Regions from separate parts of the Homo sapiens genome. Here regions 1 and 2 are each linked to region 3. The links are chromatin contacts, found by Hi-C in ENCODE. All regions are on one chromosome and are shown on one strand. Each heading gives the region's core, a stretch centred on a gene start or an enhancer-like site at or near the end of the contact. The rest is flanking DNA. Distances are from core to core; before and after follow the strand shown. Region 1 holds the start of COPS4 (COP9 signalosome subunit 4). Region 2 holds the start of THAP9-AS1 (THAP9 antisense RNA 1). Region 3 holds the start of SDAD1 (SDA1 domain containing 1).

Region 1 (4,599 bases), core at 402-2,901, 7.0 Mb before region 3:
CAAAATAAAAAGTAAAGGAAGCATGGGGAAAAATATAAGCTGATTTTACTTTCATCCATATAAAAATTACAAGCAGAAAGGATTGAGCCATGAAGACATATTTAACTTATTTCCAACCCATACAATAAGTGAATATATATTTACTGACAGCTTAATAGTAACAACAACAATCTTACCGCACTTTCTATATGTCAGGTACTGTTCTACGTGATATAAGTGTGGTAAGTATATATGCACACACATACTCATCTTGTCCTCAGATAATGTCAGACAAGAATAAGTCCTATTATTATCTTCATTTTCCTGAGTGGGAAAATGCAGCACAAAGTAGTTAAGCCCAAAATATACGGCTGAATTTCCCACTGATAAAAGTAGATTACGTTTGCCACCAGAGAAAAGGCAGCCTAGCCTACTTAAAACAGTCAGAATTTCAATGACCAGGTTAGAACAGGTGTATCCCATTAATATACATCAAAGTGATTTCAGCTGTCAGGATGTAAACATTAAGATCAACTTGAGAGGCATACTTTATTTACTTATTTATTTACGGAGACGGGTGGCGGCGGGGGGGGGGGTCTCACTATGTTGCCCAGGCTGGTCTAGAACTCCTGCCCTCAAGTGATCCTCCCTCTCAGATCTCTCAGGCCTCAAGTGATCTCAGCCTCTCAAAGTGCTGGGATTACAGGCGTGAGCCACTGCACCCGGCCTAGAGAGGCATACTTTAAACAGAAAGCATGTTCATTACAAAAGAGAAATGCTGTGACATCTACAAAGAGAAAATGAACAATATACGTCTACCTACCTATGCTTAATACTGTTGACAACTGCTTGCAGAACAGGCACGTCACACATTTTAACTTGGAGTGAACCTAAGCATTCTATATAAATTTCGACAAAATTCAGATTCCTGCAAACATCACTACTGTAGACATCCTGACCCACGATATGAGCACATTCCGCCTATGTGCCATCAGAGTTGGTGGCAGAGAAAATACCCGAAACACAAGGACCCACAGAAGACAGTCTGAATGGTCTGGACGACATGACAGCGGCCATACCGCCTCAACCTCAGCCAGCCCCAAGAAGCCATCTCCCCGAAAAACGCAGCATCAAGGCCCCAGAATATACATTTCTCTGAATCAAAAAAAAAGAGGAGGAAGGTCCAAAGAGAGGCCAGATTCGGTGTGAGGCCGGCCAGCGATGGGAAGAGGTACCAGGGAAGGCTACTAAGGCCAGGGTAGCAGTCGTCTCTCAGACCGCTGTTCCAAAATCCTAAGGGACCAGAAAGATTCTATCAAGAACTGAACAAGCTGACAATCATTTCAAGTCTATAGCCTCGAAGGCCCCTGCACAAGGTCCCCTCCAGCTTTCTGCTTCTCCCAACATTTGCCTCCCCAGCCGACCTCAGGCCCGCCCCCTTGGACGTCAGGCCGGCTCCTAGCTTCACGCCCAAGAGCCGTGGCCAACCTAAGGAGATTAAGGCTGTGGCTTTCTTTCCCCACCTCTGTACTCCCGCGTTCCTGGGAAATACTCACTTGCCAGCCAGATCTTTATGAGAGCCGCTCGAATTCATGAGCTGGGCCAAATCCTGTCGCACGGCTGCCGCCATCTTTCTCCCAGCTCAGCGGTGGATGCGGGGGCCTCTGGCAGCCAAAAAGAAAACGAGTGTGGTCCTCCAGAGTGCAGCCAGAGGGAACCTGAGATGCTACAGAGTAGCGTCTGTGTGGGCCAGAGCGTCGGGTGTGGGAGCCTGGGCTAGCTCCGCCCCCAGGGTTGAGTGATGCGGAGCTCCACTCCTCAGGTCTGAGGCCTGCCCAGGTCTCTCCTACAGGCTCTGGCTCTCACGCTTGGACTTTGGATTGGCTGATGAACTCCAGTAGTGAGTCTCTGGTGTAACTCCAATGAGTAGCCGGTACATAAAACGACTGCGTTTTCGCAAAGTTCCGTTTCTCACGTCTGTGGTTTACCGTCCTTCGATCTTTCAGGCAGCGCTTAAACTGCCTGTGGTAAAGAATGAGTTTTGTTTCCGATTCACCACAGAAGATACTTTTTAGAAATACAATTAAAATGTCCCTATTCCTCCTCCCACTCCGTGCACTTTATAATGGTTGGTCAGACATTCCAGTTTGTCCAGTACAAAGCGATTTTCCCTCTGTCGTCCTGGAGTAATGATTAATATCCCCCCTTTCGGCCGGGCGCGGTGGCTCACGCCTGTAATCCCAGCACTTTGGGCAGCCGAGGCGGGCGGATCACGAGGTCAAGAGATCGAGGCCATCCTGGCTAACACGGTGAAACCCCGTTCTCTACTAAAAATACAAAAAAATTAGCCGGGCGTAGGTGGTGCACCCCTGTAGTCCCAGCAACTCGGGAGGCTGAGGCAGGAGAATGGCGTGAACCCGGGAGGCGGAGTTTGCAGTGAGCCGAGATCGCGCCACTGCACTCCAGCCTGGGAGACACAGCGAGACTCGGTCTCAAAAAATAATAATAATAATAATAACATCCTCCCTTTCATTCTAGAAACCGTTCCATTTCAATGGAAGATTATATGGTCGCCTGCGTTTGTATAACATTCAATACTCATGTATTCTTATAGAATTTCTGCAAATACAAGCAAATATTAATAAAATAAAATTTTACCTCTCACAAGCAACACCACATAATTGTTCTGCCTTGGTTTTTTTTTTTTGCACTTTTCCTGGTACTGTGGTTTGAAATAATTGTCTTCTCCAAAACTCATGTTGAGGGCTGGCGCCGTGGCTCACGTCTGTAATCCCAGCACTTTGGGAGGCCGAGGTGGACGGATCACCTGAGGTCGGGAGTTCGAGACCAGCCTGACCAACATGGAGAAACCCCGTCTCAACTAAAAATACAAAAATTAGCTGGGTGTGGTGGCACGTGCCTGTAATCTCAGCTACTCGGGAGGCTGAGGCACGAGAATCACTTGAAGCTGGAAGGCGAAGGTTACGGTGAGCCAAGATTGCACCACTGCACTCCAGCCTGGGCAACAAGAGGGAAATTCCGTCTCAAAAAAAAAAAAAAAAACAAACAACTCATGTTGAAACTTCATCTTTAATGTGGCAGTATTTAGAGGTGGGCCTTAAATAGGTGATTGGATCATGAGGGCAAAACCCTTGATCTATTCATGGATTAATGGGTTGTCATGGGAGAGAACATGTGGCTTTATTAGAAGAGGAAGAGACCTGAGCTAGCATGTTAGGAAGGTCACTCCCTTGCCATGTGATACCCTGTGCTGCTTCTGAACTCTAGCAAGTCCCCACCAGCAAGAAGGGTCTCATTAGATGTGGCCCCTTGACCTTAGACTTCTTGGCCTTCATAACTCTAAGATATAAATTCCTTTTCTTTATAAATTACCCAGTTTCAGGTATTCTGGTATAAGCAACAGAAAACAGACTAAGACAGCTGGACATCTTACCAGCTGTCCAGTCTTTCAAAATCACTCTTTTTGGAGCTAGAGGATATTACACAGTGAGAGTATGCCTTAGTTTATTTAATCCTTATAGGACATGTTATTTTTAATCAATGCGATGAATAACCTTTGCATACATTATATATGTACAGGTAGAACACATTACCAGAAATGAGGCAAAGGATAGACATACAATTTTGGTAGATATTGCCAAATTGCATTTTATAGGAATGGTATCATTTTGCCTTCCTACCAGAAATATATAGGGGTGCAGCTTCCTACAGCCTTGACTACAAAGGATGTCAAACTTTTGGATTTTTGCCATCTTGATGTGTGATAAATGGCATATTCCCTCTATTGGGAAAGAGAAAGAGAAGAATACCTGAAGAAGGAATCCCTTTTAAGAATGTGTATTAGTCTGTTCTCAGCCAGGCGTGGTGGCTCATGCCTGTAATACCACCACTTTAGGAGGCCAAGGCAGGTGGATCACCTGAGGTCAGGAGTTCGAGACCAGCCTGCTCAACATGGTGAAACTCTTTCTCTACTAAAAACACAAAAAATTAACCAGGCGTGGTGGCGGGTGCCTGTAGTCCCAGCTACTTAGGAGGCTGAGGCAGGAAAATCGATTGAACACAGGAGGCGGAGGCTGCAGTGAGCTGAGATCGTGCCACTGCACTCCAGCCTGGGTGGCAGAGTGAAATCTCAAAAATAAAATAAATAAAAAAAGAATGTATATTAGTCTGTTCTCACACTGCTATAAAGAACTACCTGAAACTGGGCAATTTGTAAAGAAAAGAGATTTAGGCCGGGCATGGTGGCTCACGCCTGTAATCCCAGCACTCTGGGAGGCCGAGGCGGGTGGATCACGAGGTCAGGAGATCGAGACCGTCCTGGCTAACACGATGAAACCCCGTCTCTACTAAAAATACAAAAAAATTAGCCAGGCGTGGTGGCGGGCGCCTGTAGTCCCAGCTACTCGGGAGGCTGAGGCAGGAGAATGGCGTGAACCCGGGAGGCGGAGCTTGCAGTGAGCCGACATCGTGCCACCGCACTCCAGCCTGGGCGACAGAGCGAGACTCCGTCTCAAAAAAAAAAAGAAAAGAGATTTAAATGACTCATAGTTCCACAGCCTTACAGGAGGCATGACTGGGGAAGCCTGAGAAAACTTACAA
Region 2 (4,780 bases), core at 1-2,500, 6.9 Mb before region 3:
CTGCTCTCCAGCCTGGGCGACAAAGTGAGACCCCGTCTCCAAAAAAAAAAAAAAAAAAAAGAAGGAAAATGTTGGGAAATATTGTAATCTAACTAGCATAACTAGTTTTGAGTTCTGGAAAAAATTAATTTGGTAATAATACCATTTTTAAAGCATTTACCTTGTGCGTTACATATGCTATAAAGTCTTACGTTTTAGTTTTACAAAATTCTACAAGGCAGGTTTTTATTCCTCTTACAGAAGAAGAAACCAAGACCCAGAGCCAAGTACAGACATCAGTAAATACTCAATTAAAATTGGAATTCATGTCTCCCTAGTTTAAAACTACCTCTATCACAAGAAAAATCCCAAATCAATTATGGTCTCACATACACAATGAGTTGGTTCACACTGCTAACAATTTAGGTGGAGGAATCAGCCCTATTTAAAAAATAGAAAACAAAAAAAAAAAAAAATCAATGAATTTTATACATAGCCTACCATACATACTCTAAACTCCTTAACCTGGCATTTACATTTTTAAAATGGTTTCTCAGGTACTTTTCCACTCCTCTATATTTGCACTTTCTATCCTTTACATTTTCCCATGCCATTCCTAACTACCCTCTTCCTACCCCCCCTTTCCAACCATAAAGTTCTTTTTGATCTTTCCATAAATCTGCTCCTTTTGTCTGTGAGGATCTATTTTACCCACTTTTCTACTTGCTAGTGTACCCTGAATACTGAATGACCTATACCAGTCTGAACCATGGATATGAGTTCAGATAAGACTGATCTGAAATTCTTCCCCACTGTCGAGCCAAATGAAACTTCCCTGCCATGATCAAATCCAGCCAGAATCGGACCGGCCTTGCACAGCTCGGCTAACAGCACTTAAGAACTTGCAATGTCAGGCAGTACAGGAGAAAACTGATCTGTACTCGTGCTCAGGAAGACGCCACACACACACTTCAACCGTTGTCCTAAACTGCCTTCCCTTTCGGCCTCCTCACTTCAAATAATAAGACCATCCAATTAATGGAGGACTCCTTTCGCGTAACTCTCCTTAAAGCGGTAGGCGGTGCGAGAACCGGCTATTCAGAGGTAAACACTGGGCGGGAAGAGAGAGAATCTCAATTCTCACAGTGCCCCAATTCCGCTCCCACGCCCCGACGCTGCGCACGTCACGTCGCGTCACACACGCGGCGCGACCCACAGTGCGGCCCGGCCCCGCCCCACGCCACGCCACGGCCCGCCGGGCCCCGCAGGGAGTTCGAAGGCTTCGAGGCTGCTCCCATACGCACTGGTGGAAGGAGAGGCCGCGCTCCCGGCTGAGCACGGTGTCACGGGTGCTGCAGCCCACTGCGGAGCAACTTCGGGTCATCTTCTTGTTACGTGGGGCCCCACCTTCGGGGTTCCCGCGACAGCATGAATCACGACCACTTTAGCTCCGCCCGTTGACTCTGCGGCTACGACCTTTATTTGTCACGAAAGGCGGGCTTTAGAGGCGCGGGACTTCCACACTTCCTCTCCGAAGGCCCTGCGCCGGTGCCGTAGCCAATGACAGGCCACGTTGTGTCCCAGCAGCCAATCGGAAGGGCCTGAGCCTGAAGACGTGCATTTGACCGCTCCTCCCTCCGCGTTGGAGGCGGAATAGTGGGTTTTGCTGCAACCGGTTTATTTTCCTTCTGTTTTCACCCATTCTGGCACAATCTGGCGCCATCGTCCTTCTTGTGAGGCCAAGCCTGAAAATGCGAAGCAGAGAGGCAGGACCAAAATTGAGGCGAATCCAGGAACCTGCCAATGGGTCTCCGGGTGCGGTCTCTGAAACTGGAGGATATCGGGAGGAAAGGGTATGGAAGAGGGATAAAACACGGTGCCTTAGGTGTGTTGAAGACAGAGTCGGGCCAAAAATATATGATTTACTGAGATGCGTGTCGTGTTCTTGCGCTTTATCTTGTAGCTCTCCGATGCGGAGATAATGGGGAAGCTCTTGGCATGGTTGGCTGTAGGTATGTGATACCGGAGGAGCAGGAGTCAAATAGGATACGCCGACTTTTAATTCAAGGAACCCTTTTCTGAAACACTTTGCCACAATGAAGGAAATAAGGTAAGGTTCTTGGGGCTCCTCAGTAGTAATAGGGGCAGGGGACAAGGGGCAATTAAGTGGTTTTGGTTGGGAATGAGGCATTATGAATAGCTTTCAGGAGATAGAGCTTAGAACAATGTCTTAGTTATAAGCTCTTATGTTTGAGGAAGAGATTTCAATTTGCTTAGAGAAGGAAACGGGCCAGTGGGTTTTTGTCTCTGAGAAGGAGATCCTTAGCATACAGAAAACAGAGAAGGGTTTGCAACTTTTCCGTTTCTTTGTATAGCACACAAAAATAATTCCAAATATCCAGGCCTAACAAGATTGCTTCTTTTTCCCCTTTGTGTTTACTTTGTCCAGATTACAGCCGAAGATACATATTAAGGTATTACTTATTCACACCAGTTTTCCATTATAATATGCTTGTATCTTCTCTGAATGGAATTAATAGCTTTTGGTTATGGTTCCTTAAAAGTCACATGGCCTAAGGATAGATGGTCAAGGAACTTTGGAAAAATTGGTCCCTGGGGGATGTGCAGGGCAAATACTTTTTGGCTGTAAGGTGTGTGCAGAGAGTAAGAACTGGATTTAAATACTGTAAGTTGGTTGGGCTGTTAGAGCCTTTTCCTGCTCAACCAATTAAGACCCGAGTGAGGCTGAATAAAAATAACATTGTTTTTAGCTATCTTTAAGGAAAAAATTAGTTGCCTTATATTTTTGTAACAGTTTTACTCAGATATAATTCTCATACCACACAACTAATTGGTTTAAAGTGTACAATTCAGTGGGTTTTAGTATATGCACAGAATTGTGGAACAGTCACAATCAATATTAGAACATTTTCATCACTCCAGAAAGAAACCTCATTCTTACTAGCAGCACCTCCAAATATTCCCCCACCCCGCTCAGCAAACACTAATTTAGTTTCCGTGTGCCTCTGCCTGCTCTGTACACTTCATGTAAGTGGAATTATGAACTAATATATGGTCTTTGTGACTGGCTTCTTTCACTTGGAATGTTTTCAGAGTTCATCCATCTTATAGCACGTATCAGTACTTTATTTTTTATTGCTGAATCGTACTCCATTTTATGGATGTAGCAGATTTTGTTTATCCGTTCAACAGTTGGTGGACATTTGGGTTTTCCAATTTTTTTTTTTACTATTATGAACATTTGTGTACAAGTTTTTGTGTGGACAAATGTTTTCATTTTCCTGATTACACACCTAAGAGTGGAATTGGTGAGTCATAAGATAACTGTGTTTAGCTTCTTGAGGAAGTGCCAGATTATTTTCCCTAGTGGCTGCACCATTTTACATTCCCACCAGCAGTGGATGAGGCTGCCAGTTTCTCCACATTTTTGTGCATGTGAAGTGGCTGTCTCATCGTGGTGTTTGCCTTTTCTTAAGGACTCAAAAGTTTGCAGATACAGGCATTCACTTGCCATTTTCTTAAGGTAGAGTTGAAAGTACTGCTGCCAGTTCATCATCTGAAATGAGGGCTGTTTTCTTTCCTGTTTAATTGGATTGCAACTATTTGCCTTTCCTAAAGATGAAATAGTGTGCTTCCTACATTATTCTGACAACATTCCTTTAATTGTTAATTTCAGATGAATTTCTGAAAACTGCTTTTATCAGAACAGATTTACTTAAATGAAGGCAATAGCCGCAAGGGGTCACTGCTCTAGATATTTACTTCTGCATAGGAAATAAGTAATCCTTTATAGATGGAATTTTTTTTTCTTAGTTGTATTTTTGTATCTTTACATTTGTTTATAACTTATCTATACTTTTTTTGTTGTTGTGATTATTTTACTGTTGACATGGAAGTTCTCAATCTGATCATTTGGTTATATCATTGCTTCTTCTAGTAACTTCATATCCAGTGATTAAACCTTTTCACTGCTGTTCACATAATGAACCGTTGTGATTATTGAATACTTAAATGAGGATATGTAAGCTGTATTAAAGATAGTGTTATTTGCAAAGGCATTGACTATTGCACAAAAAATTTTAAAAGAAAATATCTCTTTTCAGGAATTGTACTCTCAGAGATGTTGAGAAAAGATACATGGGTCTTGGAAGATAATTACTCAAAATATGCAGGGAAGGTAGTATATCTTTCTATTTTAAATGTATTAAGTATTCCTGGAACTATAGCAGTGAGTTGGAAATGGAGGATTGTCCAAGTAAAAAACATTTATTAAGGCTTTAATGAAATCTACCTATTTTATGGTATATAATCTCATTAATTGTCCACTTGGAAAGAATAATAACAGATATTTATTTATTGGCCAGTTACTATGGGCCACAAATTATGCTGAGCTTTTTTTAATTTCATTTCATTTTATTTTATTTTTTGAGATGGGGTCTCACTCTGTCACCCAGGCTGGAGTGCAGTGGCGCAATCTCAGCTTATTGCAACCTCTGTCTTCCAGGCCCAAGCAATCTTCCCACCTCAGCTTCCTAAGTAGCTGGGACCACATGCATGTACCACTACACCTGGCTAATTTTTTTTTGTATATTTGGTAGAGACAGGGTTTTACCATGTTGCCCAGGCTGCTAAGCTTTTTATATACAGTATATAGAAAGAGTTGGTTTTCTTAAACAATATTTATTTCTCATAATAACTCTATGAAAGCAGGTATAGACTTCTTGCTTTCTAGGGTTGGTATCTTGCTTGTTGAGGACCTACCCTTTTGTGTTGCCGAATT
Region 3 (4,293 bases), core at 57-2,556:
TTTATCATCGTCACAGATGAGGTTGGCGTTCTATAAAATTGCTTTGGTTAAGCAGAACCCTATTGTCTGGCTATTTTGCCAGACCAGCAACCAGCTACCAGCTGTTAGGCTATGTTTTTTCTCATGTAGTTACAATCAAGACTGTCTAGATTGAAATCTCATCTTCCTCACAGGCTATGAATTGAGGCAGTCAACTTCCCTGAGCTTGTTTCCTCTTCTGTAAAATGTAGATAACAATAGCACCTATTTTAGAGGGTTGTTCTGAGGATTAAATAAGTTAATACAAGTGCTTGGAATAGTGCCTGGCACAGGGTGGGTAATTAGGTTTTTTTTTCTCTCTCTCTAATTCACAACACCCTACCTCATTCATTCAACCCTTATTGATTTTTTACACCTTGAGATTGTAGAAATGTATTCTCCTCTTCGAATTACCAGGATCTGAATTAAAAACTCTGACTGAGGAGTGCTTACAAAGCTTATAACGATGGTTGAATTTTAACGATTAATTGCATTTATTAATGGTCAACATGATCACATTTTATCCAGCCCTCTTTTCCCTTGTATGGGTCACGCTAAGTTGAAACAACCAAAACCAAAATAAAAACATATCTAAAATCATACACATTAACTTATATGACCCTCGTTGCTCTTTTTTCCTCCTAAGAGGGAATAGTGTTATCTAGCGCCACGGTTCTTTTCAGTTTTGTTTTGTTTTGTTTTGTTTTTTATACGGAGTTTCGCTCTTGTTGCCCAGGCTGGAGTGAAATGGTGCAATCTCGGCTTACCGCAATCTCCGCCTCCTGTGTTCAAGCGATTCTCCTGCCTCAGCCTCCCTAGTAGCTGGGATTACAGGCATGCGCCACCACGCTCGACTAATTTTGTAATTTTAGTAGAGACGGGGTTTCTCCATGTGGATCAGGCCGGTCTCGAACTCCCGACCTCAGGCCCGCCTTGGCCTCCCAAAGTGCTGGGATTACAGGCGTCAGTTTCTAATTTTAGACTGCGGGATTAAAAATAAACGATTAATCCTCATTTATGTGCTTCATATGGGTGTCGGAATGACGATACATGCTAACACACGTGAAAAAATTTACATTTCAGATCCTTTCAGAAACGCAAGGCAATATTAAGTAGTAGCATATGCCCAAGGGCGAGGGGCGGGTCGGCGGTGGCTGGCTCTCCAATACACCACAGAGTATTTTGGCAACGAGAGTAATTTTGACACTCTGAGGCTTCCGTAGCATAGCTCGCTTTAGGAACCGCTAAGGTGTCGCCTGCCTAGAGTCCCATGCGCTATTTCCGGTCATACCCGGAAACACGAGTCCAAGCTGCAGCTGGCAGGGATTGCGGGGTGCCGGCCGTCTGAGTTTTTTTAAAACTGCTCGCCGCGAAGTCTGTCTGCAGCCAAAATGTCCAACAGAAACAACAACAAGCTTCCCAGCAACCTGCCGCAGTTACAGAATCTAATCAAGCGAGACCCGCCGGCCTACATCGAGGAGGTGGGAGTGCGGCGCGGCAGACGCTAGAGGCCGGATAGTGGATGGTTGAGACGCCGGTGCGGGAAAGCATGGAGTGGGGCTGGGATCCAGGCTCGCCGCCTATTCTTCTGTTAGGTTCAGGGGTCCCTCCAGAGGAGAGAAGGGGTTGGGGACGGGACATGCCTTAGGGTTCGTTCCCCACCTCTTGAAAATCTGTTGCCCCTTTGGATTTTCTACCTGCCCTGCTGCCGCTGAAACACCTTTAAAACCTCATTTTGTTTTAAGATATTTTTCTTCGTCCGCACGGAAGTGGAGAGAGAAATGGGCCGCACCCAACCACCAACTTCCACGCGGATTTCTCAGCCTCTTTTCAGAAATCCCAAACTTGAATTAGTCGGTAACCTTTGATGAATCGTATGTTAGAATGCTTTCGATTGACGTCCGTTTCTGAGAGCAGGCTGTGTACCCTGGACTGTGCCAGGAAAGGGGGGGGGGGGGTTTCTCAAGCACAACGGACAGACTCGGGAGCTTAGTATATTTAGTTAAGCCAGGATTCAAACTTACCGGAGACTGGCATGACTCGGATGTCAGAATTTGCTTCGGGAAAAGATTAGGTTGAAAAATTAGGCCCTCATTGTGATGGGCTTTGTGTACTGACCTCATGTAAGTTGTGAACATTAGGGGTGTTTGAACCAAGTACCGACAAAACGAAAGTGGTTTTTGATATATTAATCTGACAGGTGCTTCCTTCAGACACTCATTTATCAGACGGGCATTAAACAGGTATCTCTGCTAGGCATTTGCTGCAATTACATGTTTGTGCTTCTACCAGATTGTGATTTGTTCAGTGGCTAACACAATTACTTATTTTTTCATTGCCCTTCTCACTTCCCTCCTCCCCTAAATTTTCACATATATGTATTTTATGAGTGCTTTTTAACACATGGCAATCTCAGTGGCTTAGGTCACCAGTAGAGAAAGCCTCTCCAAGGATCAAGGTAGTGGAAATAAAGAGTAGGAAACAAGTACAAGAAGTTAAGTAACATAGGCAAGGCTTTGAGATGCTTAAAGCATTGTATAGCCATTCGCAAAGAAAGTGGTAAGTTGAGAGTCTATATAATTCCGTTAGATAACTCCTGCTGCTGACTGTTGTTAACCAGTTGTGTAACCGAAGCAGGTTAATCGCTGAGCCTATGTGGGTATTTTAATATGTAAGAAGGGGGTAATAACTACTTCTTTAATTCACTTAAGTATATATGCAAAATCACATATAACTACTGTGTGTTGTTATTCTAGGTAGGCGTTGGGGTACAGTAATGAATAAGACAGATAAGAAAGCATTCTTCTCTTGGACTTACATTCAAGTGAGTGTAGACTTATTATGGTAGAGATTATGAAGAAAATAAAACTGGATGGGAATAGGTTAGAATTGGAGGCTTCTGATTTAGACCCCGTAAACAGGGAAGGTGGCTCTGCAATGATGATATTGAGCCAGGCAGGTAAACATCATTTTAGGTACAAGGAATAGAAAGTGCAGAAGCTACTGGTGGAAAAAAAGCAGAGAAGAAGCCAGTGTAGCTAAAGTGTAGTCAGCATAGAAGAGGGCAGTGGAAGATGATGTAGGAAATGCAGGCAGGGGTCAGCTTATTCAGAGCCTCTTAGGCCCTGTTAACGAGTTTAGATTTCACTCTGAGTGCCTCGGGGAGTGATTGAAGAGTTTTAAGCAGGAGAGTGACATGATCTGACATATTTTTTTTAAGAATTTACTCTGGAAGTTACATGTGGAATGGCTTGTAGAGGAGCAACACTGGAAGCAGGGTAACTAATATAATGGATCTCAGAATAACCAAGCAAGGGATTGTGGTGTCATTGGAATTATGGGCAAAGATTCGTGCTGTTCTACGTGGAGGTAGAGCTAGTAGAGCCTTGGGATTTCTGGTGGAGTGGATGTGGGGGATAAGGAAAAAAGAAGGAATGAAGGATCACCCAGGTTTTTTATTTATATGTCTAGGTAGATGATAGTGCCATTTCCTGAAGTTCGTTCATTTGACAAATACTGTTGATTACCTGCTATATGTAAGGCACAATGCTGGGCCCTGGGACTACATAATATTGAGCTGTACCGATAAAAATTCTATGCTCATTAAATGACATTCTAGTAGGGGGTGATATACAGTAACAAATAATATAGTATGTTAAATAATGAAAAGTGCTGTGAAAAAAAGACAATAGGAAAGTACTTATGTATGTTGGGGGTGAGATGGGTATTGCAGTTTTAAATTGGATAGTTAGGGAAGGTCTTCTTGAGATAGTAATCTTTGAGTGAAAACCTGAAGGACATGAGGGAGAGCTGTGCATATGTTTAGGAAGAATGATCTAGGCAGAAGGAACAGAAGGTATAAAGACCTTGGGGTAGGTATGCCTGGTAGATTTCAGGAACATAAAGGCCAGTGTGGCTCCAAATAGGGAATGAGGAAAGGGGGTGAATTTGGGATTCTACCTCCCAATGAGATGGAAGCCTTTACAGGGTTTTGAGCAGAAGAATACATGAACCACCCTATATGAGAACAAGATCACCGTTACTTGAGGATAGACTGTATGTAGGAGGGCAAAGATAGAAGCAGAGACACCACATAAGAAGCTATTGGAATTATCCACAGCAAGAGATGATGCTGGGTTGAGTGGTGCTAGGATGGTAACAGGAAGTAGTAAGAAGGGTGATTAGATCCTGGATTGGGTAGGTAGAGAAAGCCCTGGGGATTCCCAACATTTAAAGGCCAGTGAGTTTCTAAGTAACTGGAAAAAGGGACTGAGA

What was found. Hi-C counts contacts between places; a loop is a spot of excess contacts on that map. Pooled maps may share reads with other maps.
Region 1: a pooled map shows a loop between it and region 3 (14-fold over the local background). The contact joins the promoter of COPS4 here to the promoter of SDAD1 in region 3. A Hi-C loop is called at or near these places in 5 of 50 pooled maps.
Region 2: a loop to region 3 is called in a pooled map, with 7 times the contacts of the local background. The contact joins the promoter of THAP9-AS1 here to the promoter of SDAD1 in region 3. A Hi-C loop is called at or near these places in 5 of 50 pooled maps.

What each region holds. Positions count from the first base shown.
Region 1 is chr4:83,032,235-83,036,833 of GRCh38, reverse strand. COPS4 (COP9 signalosome subunit 4) reads right to left here and starts at 1,651. Exons shown (of 10, transcript NM_016129.3): 1 at 1,536-1,651. The coding sequence starts at 1,609. RefSeq lists enhancers at 1,162-1,221, 763-1,268, 1,282-1,341, 1,382-1,431, 1,532-1,881 and 2 more.
Region 2 is chr4:82,897,386-82,902,165 of GRCh38, reverse strand. It overlaps THAP9-AS1 (THAP9 antisense RNA 1), which reads left to right and starts at 1,250. Exons shown (of 4, transcript NR_034077.1): 1 at 1,250-1,832; 2 at 1,943-2,089. It overlaps THAP9 (THAP domain containing 9), which reads right to left and starts at 1,431. Exons shown (of 5, transcript NM_024672.6): 1 at 1,284-1,431. The coding sequence starts at 1,363. SNORD144 (small nucleolar RNA, C/D box 144) reads left to right here and starts at 3,941; the gene lies at 3,941-4,026. It also overlaps a transcript of SEC31A not described here. RefSeq lists a silencer at 1,072-1,421 and enhancers at 947-1,466, 1,732-1,851, 1,467-1,986.
Region 3 is chr4:75,987,958-75,992,250 of GRCh38, reverse strand. SDAD1 (SDA1 domain containing 1) reads left to right here and starts at 1,306. Exons shown (of 22, transcript NM_018115.4): 1 at 1,306-1,499. The coding sequence starts at 1,410. The region is part of intron 1 of SDAD1-AS1 (SDAD1 antisense RNA 1); the gene reads right to left.